Linked DNA regions of Mus musculus: region 2 is linked to region 1. Evidence: chromatin contacts called from ENCODE Hi-C or POLR2A ChIA-PET data. All regions are on one chromosome and are shown on one strand. The core of a region is the stretch at or near the end of the contact, and the rest is flanking DNA. Distances in the headings are between cores, read along the strand shown.

Evidence for each region. A loop is a pair of places that touch in the nucleus more often than their neighbours do. ChIA-PET counts read pairs that join two places held with the same protein, here RNA polymerase II (POLR2A).
Region 2: a map of heart shows a loop between it and region 1 (4-fold over the local background). The contact joins the promoter of Mars2 here to the enhancer-like site in region 1. A Hi-C loop is called at or near these places in 11 of 37 maps with a recorded cell type or tissue (adrenal gland, heart, left cerebral cortex and 2 more). POLR2A ChIA-PET finds 5 or more read pairs at or near these places in 4 of 5 experiments (Patski and embryonic stem cell).

The regions. Positions count from the first base shown.
Region 1 is chr1:55,191,677-55,196,496 of GRCm38, forward strand. Rftn2 (raftlin family member 2) reads right to left here. Exons shown (of 9, transcript NM_028713.1): 6 at 3,840-3,961; 7 at 2,568-2,671. Among named protein-coding and RNA genes, the nearest start is that of Gm51743, 7.9 kb to the right of the region's middle. Within about 2 kb of position 1,820, at least 1 of the 3 ENCODE cell types and tissues checked has a DNase peak (open chromatin) inside an H3K27ac peak, as active enhancers do; it is heart, where a contact is called at or near this core.
Region 2 is chr1:55,234,780-55,239,312 of GRCm38, forward strand. It overlaps Mars2 (methionine-tRNA synthetase 2 (mitochondrial)), which reads left to right and starts at 2,398. Exons shown (of 1, transcript NM_175439.3): 1 at 2,398-4,533. The coding sequence starts at 2,461. The coding sequence ends at 4,221. It overlaps Gm10561 (predicted gene 10561), which reads left to right. Exons shown (of 4, transcript NR_166489.1): 3 at 150-350; 4 at 584-845.

The sequences.
Region 1 (4,820 bases), core at 570-3,069:
TGATTTGGAACAGGCCATCCTATCCTGATTGGACAACTGATTTCATCCTCTTAGGAATTTGGTTCTGCTAAAGGGTTAGATCCCCAGATAATAGTTCTTATTTATTATATAATTATAATTATATTATAACACATATATTAGTATATCAAAGAGTCCCCTCACTTATTAGCCAAATGTGTTCAGGTGAGGATTTTTCTCAAAAATCCTCCTGACCAGTGAACAGCATTACACTTCATCTTCGTTTTATATTTGTTGTGTCTTGGATATGAAGTCTCTCCCGAAAAGGCTCATATGTGACGCTTCTCCAGGTGGTGGTCCAGCAGAGACTGACTGGATCTTATGGGTTCTAACTCCCTCAACTTATAAGTTCATGGCTGAATGGGTTCTCAGGGAGGAGGGGCATAGCTGGAGGAAGGAGGGCGTGGCTTGCTGGTGAGCAGTGTTCTTTCTGCCTTCACACCAGAGCAGTGATGAGGAGTCAGAGCAAGTCTGTCCTTTAAGTCACCTTCCTGGGCGTCCTGTCACAGTGACAACTCAGAAGGACCCAAGGAACAAAATAAACAAGTTATCCAAAGCTCCCGGCATCTGAGAGGAGCTATTGTCTGCCTTCCCGCACAGGGCGGCTGCTGCTCGGGAACGTTTCCTACTCTCTTCTGCCCAGCAGCAGCCGCAGCAGCAGACTCCTGGGAAAGGATTTACTGAACAGTGAAGCTGCTCTTTGATCTCCTCAGGACTAGAGCATCAAGCTTAATTTTTATAGTCATAATATCTTTTTTCTTTAATACTTCCTTGGAACCTATGGACTAAAGTTCCTCGTTGCTTAATTACTGTATTAAATTACTGAATTCATGAGCTTGGCTGGCCCCAGCCAGAATGCAAGCTCCTGGCTATGTGTTTGCACCACATGAAATGTAAACACGACTCTCTCTCTTGTAAATGACTTCAGCATCAGACGCACGCCACAGATGTTTTTCACTGGTAGATAGACTTTTTCTTTGACACTCTGGAGAGTGTCAGTTTATTATAAAACATTAAATAATAAGAAACTGGATAGAAGCAAAGAAGCCCCCTCCCCCTTTCCCTAGCATATAGTCTCCAGAACTGAATATATTTTAGAACCACTGTGAAGCTGGTCCAAGGGTTGCTAGACACATTTGACACCTATACACTTGGGATACACACAGTATTATTCTCTAACACTGTCCTAAAACTTACCTTTAAAATCCCTTAGCAAGTTAAAGATTTAAAAATTATTTTTTGTGTACGGGTGTTTTGTCTGCAAGGTAAATATACTGCATGAATGCAGTACCTGGGGAGGCCAGAAGAGGGCGTCAGATCCTCTGAAACTGAGCCACCATATGGAAACTAGGATTCAAACCTGGGCCCTCTGGAAGAGTAGCAGGACTCATAACCACTGGGCCATCCCAATGCATATTTAGTGAGCCATGAGCCCCTTGCCATTCTGATAGCATATAAAGATAAGTCCTCTCAGACGGTAGGAGGAACACTTCCATGGTTCCATAGTGCCCATAGGATCTGGGTGCAGGAGAAATCTGTATGATGGTAAAGTTTTGGCACCGTTCTCCCTCTCTTTGTCTTAGAGCAACCTTATAGCTACTCCTCATACAGCGTTTGGAGGGAGTCTTCAGAGCACTGGTTGCAGGGTAGGATCTCATGCAGTTTGGGCACAAAATGCCAGAGTCTGGCTTCATGTTTCAGCCTACTCCCACTTCAAGGTATCCTTGGGATCACAATATATTTTAGTTCCAGCCTTAGGCTTAGTCCTGTCATTCCTAAACTGGTCCTGACCGGATACAGGAAATACCACTGGAGCTCAGCAGAAGTGGGCTGGCTGCCAGATGTCCTGCCCATTCATTCAGAGCACTGTGGGAAATACTTAGAAGTGAGCCCAGCTGGGATCCCCAAATGAATGGCAAGGAAGGAGTATACTTTTCCTCAGGGGAAGAGGAAGGAGAGACTCAGGGTTTCCACACTTCGGAAGGTCTGTGCCTAGCTGTATCAGGCCAAGTGCACCTAGGAGAACATCAAAGAGATGGAGAAAATGGACATGGGGGTGGCAGACACTTTTAATCCCAGCATTCAGGACACAGAGGCAGGTGGATAGCTGTGAGTTCAAGGCCAGCCTGCTCTACAAAGTAAGTTCCAGGATAGCCAGAGCTACAGAGAGAGAGAGAGAGAGAGAGAGAGAGAGAGAGAGAGAGAGAGAGACCTTGACTCAAACACAAGCAGAACAACCAGAAAGTGATTTGAAGGCACAGACACACAGGCTGTTGAGGAGGGGTGTGTCGACCGGTGTGTGTAGACCCAGGGCTCAGACAGAGAACTCTTGTTTTTCAGAAGCCCCTGCAGATTTCTCAAATGTCTGTGTATTTGAGGCCCTTGGGACAATACCAATGACAGGGACCCACCCTCTGGACCTGCTGACCTCCAAATCCCATGAAACCACACTAGAAGCATTTCTCGTAGGCTTAAGTCAGCATTGGTTAATTTACTCACAAATGAGCAGGTTGTAGAATGAGCTGTGCAGGTGGATGCACGGGCATTACCTGTCATGTCTCAATATCGGGGTAGGCAACACGCTTGTCAGAAGCCATCCAAACTCAGCCAGGGTGTGCAGCAGGGGGCCGTAATCTGTTTTAATTTCACAGCCCTGTGTGAATAAGCAAAAGAGCTTACAGTCTAATAGCAAAGACAGCTGGCCACACAGTAGCGAGGATGAGGGGCTGATGAGTGTTGTAGTGTGTGTGTGTGTGGGGGGGGGCCTGTGTCCAGTGGAACAGTGTCATGGAGCCCATGGGGCCCCCAAAATGTCACTTTCTGCAACTGTTGCCTTCTTAAAACCAAGTGAGTGGACAGTGGCCATTGGCCTTTCTTTGGTCCTGGGAAAGCCACGGTTCTCAGATTCTAAAGTGAGCGGAGCTGGGGATCTGCATTTTAAAAGCTCCCTAGGGCGTCCGATCCACGAGGCTTACTAAGTAGGTTCAGCAGTGGCCTTGGGCCTGGGATGGGAGGCTGGGGGTGGGAGGGAAGCTGCCAGGCTGGCCGAGTGGCCGCTCTTCTTGCTCCGCTGCGCTGGCGAAGGTTTTCTCTCGCAGCTTTACTCACCACCCACCTTCCCCAGCTCCCTCCGTGGGCTTTACAATTTCTCTGAAAATGACTTCTGTCCTTTATGGTCTTTGTAAGGCCAGAAAGTCAAAATGTTTCCTTGAAAGACGTTCTCTGTAAGGACCTTGTACATTCAACAGAGGTCCAAAGGGATCTGTCTACTTCAAGGGCAGTAGTTGATGACATCTGAATTTGTAAATGCGCAACCCCAGCCGCAGCAACACCTCTGACTATGACAGTGCTGTGTGTACACATCTGGCCTGGTATGTAAGAGAAAAACCTTTGGATGTTTTTACTCAAAACAAAACAAAACAAAACAAAACAATTCATAAGGTTAAAACCAAGCCTGCCATCCTGGTTGCTCAGCGGTGAAAGGCTGGATGAGTGGCTACACTACTCTTTCCAGTCAGTTGCCAAGGCATTTTCCAGTTGCCAAGGCATTTTGTAGTGAGGATTTCTGAGCCAGGGGATCTTGTCTAGGGCTAGACTCGCAGACTTGGGGAACCTACTTTTGTCTAGGTGCCGACAGTTACTTTTGCTATTTTGCTGAAATGTTTGAAAACATGGGTACAGCATATGGAGGAAGTCTGTCGGTTCTTTGTTGAGGGTTCTGTGAGAGTGGACCATCTGTGTCTGAGCATGCGCCTGGCCATGGGGGGCTTTCATCAACTCACACACAAAAGGAAAGCAGACTGTTGGAATCTGCAGCTCACCTCAATGACTGTCCACTGCTCCACCACAATGGCGTCGTTTCCTCTCCTGTTAGAACCTGGGACTCCAGATCCTTCTTCTTCGTAGATAAAAAAGCCTTCCAAAGATTTAGGTAACTGGTCCCCTGTGGGGAAAGGATACATTCAGAGGAGTCATATGTACATTACAGCTGCTTCCAAGGGTCGTGGTGGCAAGCTGGGAGAAAATCTTGTCGACTGGAAGCCATTCCTCATGTGTGTAGCCCCAGGTTACATGATGCATGTCCCAGCATCAGTGACAGAGGCTGAGCAAAGCGGCTCCCACGTGTAATCCCAGGATTTATGAAGCCGAGCCAGGAGGCTATGGAGCTTCAGGTTATCCTCAGCCACACAACACGCTGCAGGCCAGCCTAGGATACATGAAATGCTGTTCTGAAACATTAAGACGGGCTGGAGAGATGGCTCAGCAGTTAAGTGTGCTTGCTGCTTCCAGAGGATGGAGTTCGGTTCCCAGAACCCACACTGGGTAGCTCACAATTGCCTGTAGCTTGAGCTTCAGGGAATCCTATACCCTCGTTTGGATTCCATGTGGACTTGCACATATACAGACATGAGTGGGCATGTGTGCACACGCACAGACACAGAAACATAAATAAAAATCTCTATAGAGAAGACTCACTTAAACAAAAGTATTTTGGTTGAGTCCTTCTGTTTTAAGATTTGCTTTTTCTCCATAGGTAAAGACAGGTTTATAGTTCACTGAATTAAAATTAAACACACACATGGAACTACCACAGCAGAAACAAAGCTAAATAATGTGAGCAAGAATGGAATGTCTATTCAAGAAGCATCTGGGATGACCTTCACCTTGAAATAAAAGGTTGGCTTCTGATGTGTATCATACAAACCAGCAGGAACATGAAAAATGTCCATTCTTGAACTTGCAGGTATAATATGAAAACCAGAGCTTTAGAACCTCTAAGCACAGGGTAGGCGATGACTCAG
Region 2 (4,533 bases), core at 1,148-3,647, 44 kb after region 1:
TGCATAAGGAAAGGTTTGTAACTGGCTTGGTGTTTAGCTTTATCCTCTAGTCAGTGCAGAGTACCTTCCAGGACCATGAATGCTAGTGAGCAGACAACCCTCTACTTTTAGTTTTATCTACTTTCTACTTGCCTTTTGCAAATTTGCAGATCAACTAGAACACACAGACTGACTACGCCGTGGACGTTTGTTTCACCTTCTGTAGTTCCTGTAGAGAACGCCATCAGTCTATCTTCTAAATCATCCCAAAAAGCATATCCAACTCACCACAAGTCTTTACACACCATGCAGAAGTCAAAAGGAATGAACAATATGGTTGAATCTTAGGAAGAAAATGTTGAATTAGAAAGGTAAGATAGAGACTACGTGCCCCGCTGTCTTTTAAAATGGTAATTAAATATAGGCAGTGTTACTCAAATGCATTGGTGCTATACAGGAACGTGAATGTGTAAGTAAAACCTCAGGGCAGGCTGTGCAGTGGTGTAGCTTCCCCCAGCCTGAAGCGGGCTGGTACAGACTAGTCTGCCACTGAGGTGGGGCCACCTGTGGTGCAGCTGTCCGACCTGGCTGGCTTCTTTCGAAGTGACAACTGCCCTGCTCTTCTGCTACCTGCTGAGAAGCTGAACCCGTTTTCCTGAGAATTTCCGGAATAAGCGGCCAGCCTGGCCACCGAGTGCTGACGAAATGGCTCCAGGCACCAAGTGTGGAGCCGGCAGACTAGTGCTAACAACTTGGCAACAATACATCAAGAAGCCTGGCGGGGGTGGGTGGGGGGGGTGGGGGGGCGATGGGCCTTCCCCCTTATAAGCACGGTCTCTTAATAAACTCGTGGGCCTTGATCAGGACCTTTGTCTTGGCTCCATTCTCTCTCTCTCTCTCTCTCTCTCTCTCCTCTCTCCTCTCTCTCTCTCCTCTCTCCTCTCTCTCCTCTCTCTCCTCTCTCTCCTCTCTCTCCTCTCTCTCCTCTCTCTCCTCTCTCTCTCTCTCCTCTCTCTCCTCTCTCTCTCTCTCTCTCTCTCTCTCTCTCTCTCTCTCTCTCTCTCTCTCTCTCTCTCTCTCTCCAGGTGTACCCGGTTCAAGTAGGCAACACAGTGGATGGTGCACGCCTTTAATCCCAGCACCTGGGATGCAGAGGCAGGCAGATTTCTGAGTTCAAGGCCAACCTGGTCTACACAGTGAGTTTCAGGACAGCCAGGGCTAGACAGAGAAACCCTGTCTCAAAACAAAAAAAAACCCCAAAAAAAACCCAAAAAAATAAAACACAAACAAACAAACAAAAAACTCAACAAAACAAAAAAAAACCCAAACAAACCAAAAACAAAAACCAAACCCTCAGGGCACTATTACTCTTGGAAGAGAGGGAAGGACACAGCGCACAGATCTCAACTGCAGCTCATCTCTAACTTAAACACTAATGTGCACCACAGTCCATTGGTGAGCTAAGTAAAGCTTAGATTGCTGGTCTGAGATCCCAGTTTCTGCCTCAGCAGGTAGGGAATGGGCCTCAGATGTCTAAGTTCCTGGTGTGTCTCATGCTGCTTTGGGGACCATTCTTTGAGAATCACTAACAGTACTTAGGTTGGGTGAGGGTTTATAGGTGTTCCAATCTCATTTTAGTATGTGCATATATACACTGTTTAAATTAAATGGGGGTGGGGAGGCCAGTTGTGGATGAGAAAATATGCAGTGAGCCAAGGATTAATAATAAAAATTTGGGATTTTAAAATTCTCTCCTGCTAAAAATTAGGATTTCATTCTCAAAGCTCAGTCTTGGAAGAATTTCAAGACTATTAGAGGAGAAAATTGTGACTTGTTTTGTACAATAAAGCTGAAAGTTAATGTTTCCTTATCTGCACACCTGTGACTCCGCACTCCAGTCCCTGGATGAGTTCTCAAATCAATCCTTAAGGCTCAGCAACATGTTCAGACACGTCATTTCCTTTTCTGCCAGTGCTTATCGTTCCTTAAAGCGCTTTGTGAAATTATTTTCCTTTCTTTCAGATTTATTTAGATTCTGAGACAAACCTTAAATGGTTTTTCTATGTTGACTAGAGGATACCAAGAGGCCGGATTTGTGCCCTGCTTTGACAGTTAATGAGTTTGGAAAATACCTCAATATAAAAATCTTGCCAACAAGTTCAGTCCAGAACCGATCAGTTCAGTTCAGATCCAGAACAGATCTCAAAGAGTAAAACTGCACAACACCCGGGATACGCTCTTCTTTCCCCAACTGCCCTGACACGGAACCCACTAGCCGACTACTCAAAAACTCCCGCCGGCCACCCGCCCCTGCGCGCTGCAGGAAACCGGTGGAGGCGGGGGAGTTGCGGGCGGGGCCGCAGGAGTCAACGCTTGCCGTTCATTGGCTTCCGCGCCGGAAGCGGCGGTACCGTCCAGCTGCGCACGCGCCCTTTCCCGTGCTCGGGAACACCGCCTCCAGTGCTGGGGCCGGCTGTCACCATGCTGCGGCAGTGTGCTCGCTGGGTGTTGACGCGCACCCGGTTCGGCCGCGGCTGTCGCCGCTACGGTTCGTGCTCGCCGAGCGCTAGTGGCGACGCCGGGGAAGCGCGGGCCTACTTCACCACACCTATCTTCTACGTGAACGCCGCGCCGCACATCGGGCACCTGTACTCGGCGCTACTGGCCGACGCCCTGTGCCGCCACCGTCGTCTCCGAGTTCCCGGCTCTGCGTCCACGCGGTTTTCCACCGGCACGGATGAGCACGGCCTGAAGATCCAGCAGGCGGCAGCCACCGCCGGCTTGGCCCCGATCGAGCTGTGCGATCGAGTGTCTGCCCAGTTTTTGCAGCTTTTCCGGGAGGCTGACATCTCTTCCACGGACTTCATCCGCACCACGGAGGCTCGGCACCGAGTAGCGGTGCAGCATTTCTGGGGTGTGCTGGAGGCCCGGGGTCTGCTTTACAAAGGGATCTATGAAGGGTGGTATTGTGCCTCGGATGAGTGCTTCTTGCCGGAGGCCAAGGTTACTCGGCAGGTGGGTCCGTCCGGGGATCCCTGTCCCGTGTCTCTCGAGAGCGGACATCCTGTCTCCTGGACGAAGGAAGAAAATTACATTTTCAAGCTTTCTCAGTTTCGAGAACCACTCCAGCGGTGGCTTGGAAACAATCCTCAGGCAATCACACCGGAACCGTTCCACCAGGCAGTTCTTCAGTGGCTGGAGGAGGAGCTGCCCGACTTGTCCGTTTCTCGAAGGAGTAGCCATCTGCACTGGGGCATACCAGTTCCCGGGGACGACTCGCAGACCATCTACGTGTGGCTGGATGCCCTGGTCAACTACCTCACTGTAGTTGGCTACCCAGATGCAGATTTCAAGTCTTGGTGGCCAGCCACCTCTCATATCATAGGTAAGGACATTCTCAAATTTCATGCTATTTATTGGCCTGCCCTTCTCCTAGGGGCAGGATTGAGGCCACCACATCGCATCTATGTCCACTCGCACTGGACGGTGAGTGGCCAAAAAATGTCCAAAAGCTTGGGCAACGTGGTGGATCCCAGGACTTGCCTTGATCGCTATACTGTGGATGGCTTTCGCTACTTTCTCCTTCGGCAGGGCGTTCCCAATTGGGACTGCGATTACTATGATGAAAAGGTGGTTAAATTGCTGGACTCCGAGCTGGCAGATGCCTTAGGAGGGCTTTTAAACCGGTGCACTGCCTACAGAATAAATCCTTCTGGAACCTACCCATCTTTCTGTGCTGCCTGTTTCCCCAGTGAGCCAGGGTTAACGGGGCCGTCAGTTCGTGTGCAGGCAGAAGACTATGCGCTTGTAACTGCAGTGGCCACTTTACCCAAACTGGTAGCGGGCTATTATAATGACTTTCAGATCTATAAGGCTCTGGAGGCGGTATCCAGCTGTGTTCGGCAAACTAATGGTTTCGTCCAAAGGCACGCACCATGGAAATTGAACTGGGAGAGCCCTGAGGATGCTCCCTGGCTGGGTACCGTGCTTCACGTAGCCTTGGAGTGCTTGCGAGTGTTTGGAACTTTGCTTCAGCCTGTTACTCCAAACTTAGCAGATAAACTGCTGTCAAGACTGGGAGTCTCTACCACAGAGAGAGGCCTTGGAGAGCTCTACTTCCTACCTCGATTCTATGGACACCCATGCCCCTTTGAGGGGAGAAAGTTGGGACCTGACACTGGGCTTTTGTTTCCTAGACTGGACCAATCTAGGACTCGGCTAGTGAAAGCCCACAGGACCTAGGAACTCAGCTCTTACTGACTGGTAGTAAAAGATCAAATGTATTCTTTTTGCGTTTTTAAGTAAAGTCATGCTTAAAGAGTATGTATCAAATGAGCACATAAACTATGTCCTTATGAACAGAACGATTCAGGTCTCTCTAACCCAGTCCTTTTCATTTCTCAGTGCCATTAATCACTGTTCTTGCTCACCAATGTCTCCAAGAGAAGGATGGAAGATGCTGACACTTCCTTCTCATTGCACCTTCTCCCAACCCAGGGTCAGGGCTTCTGCTCCCCAGGCTAATTTAACACAGCCCCTTCTTCAACTAAATCT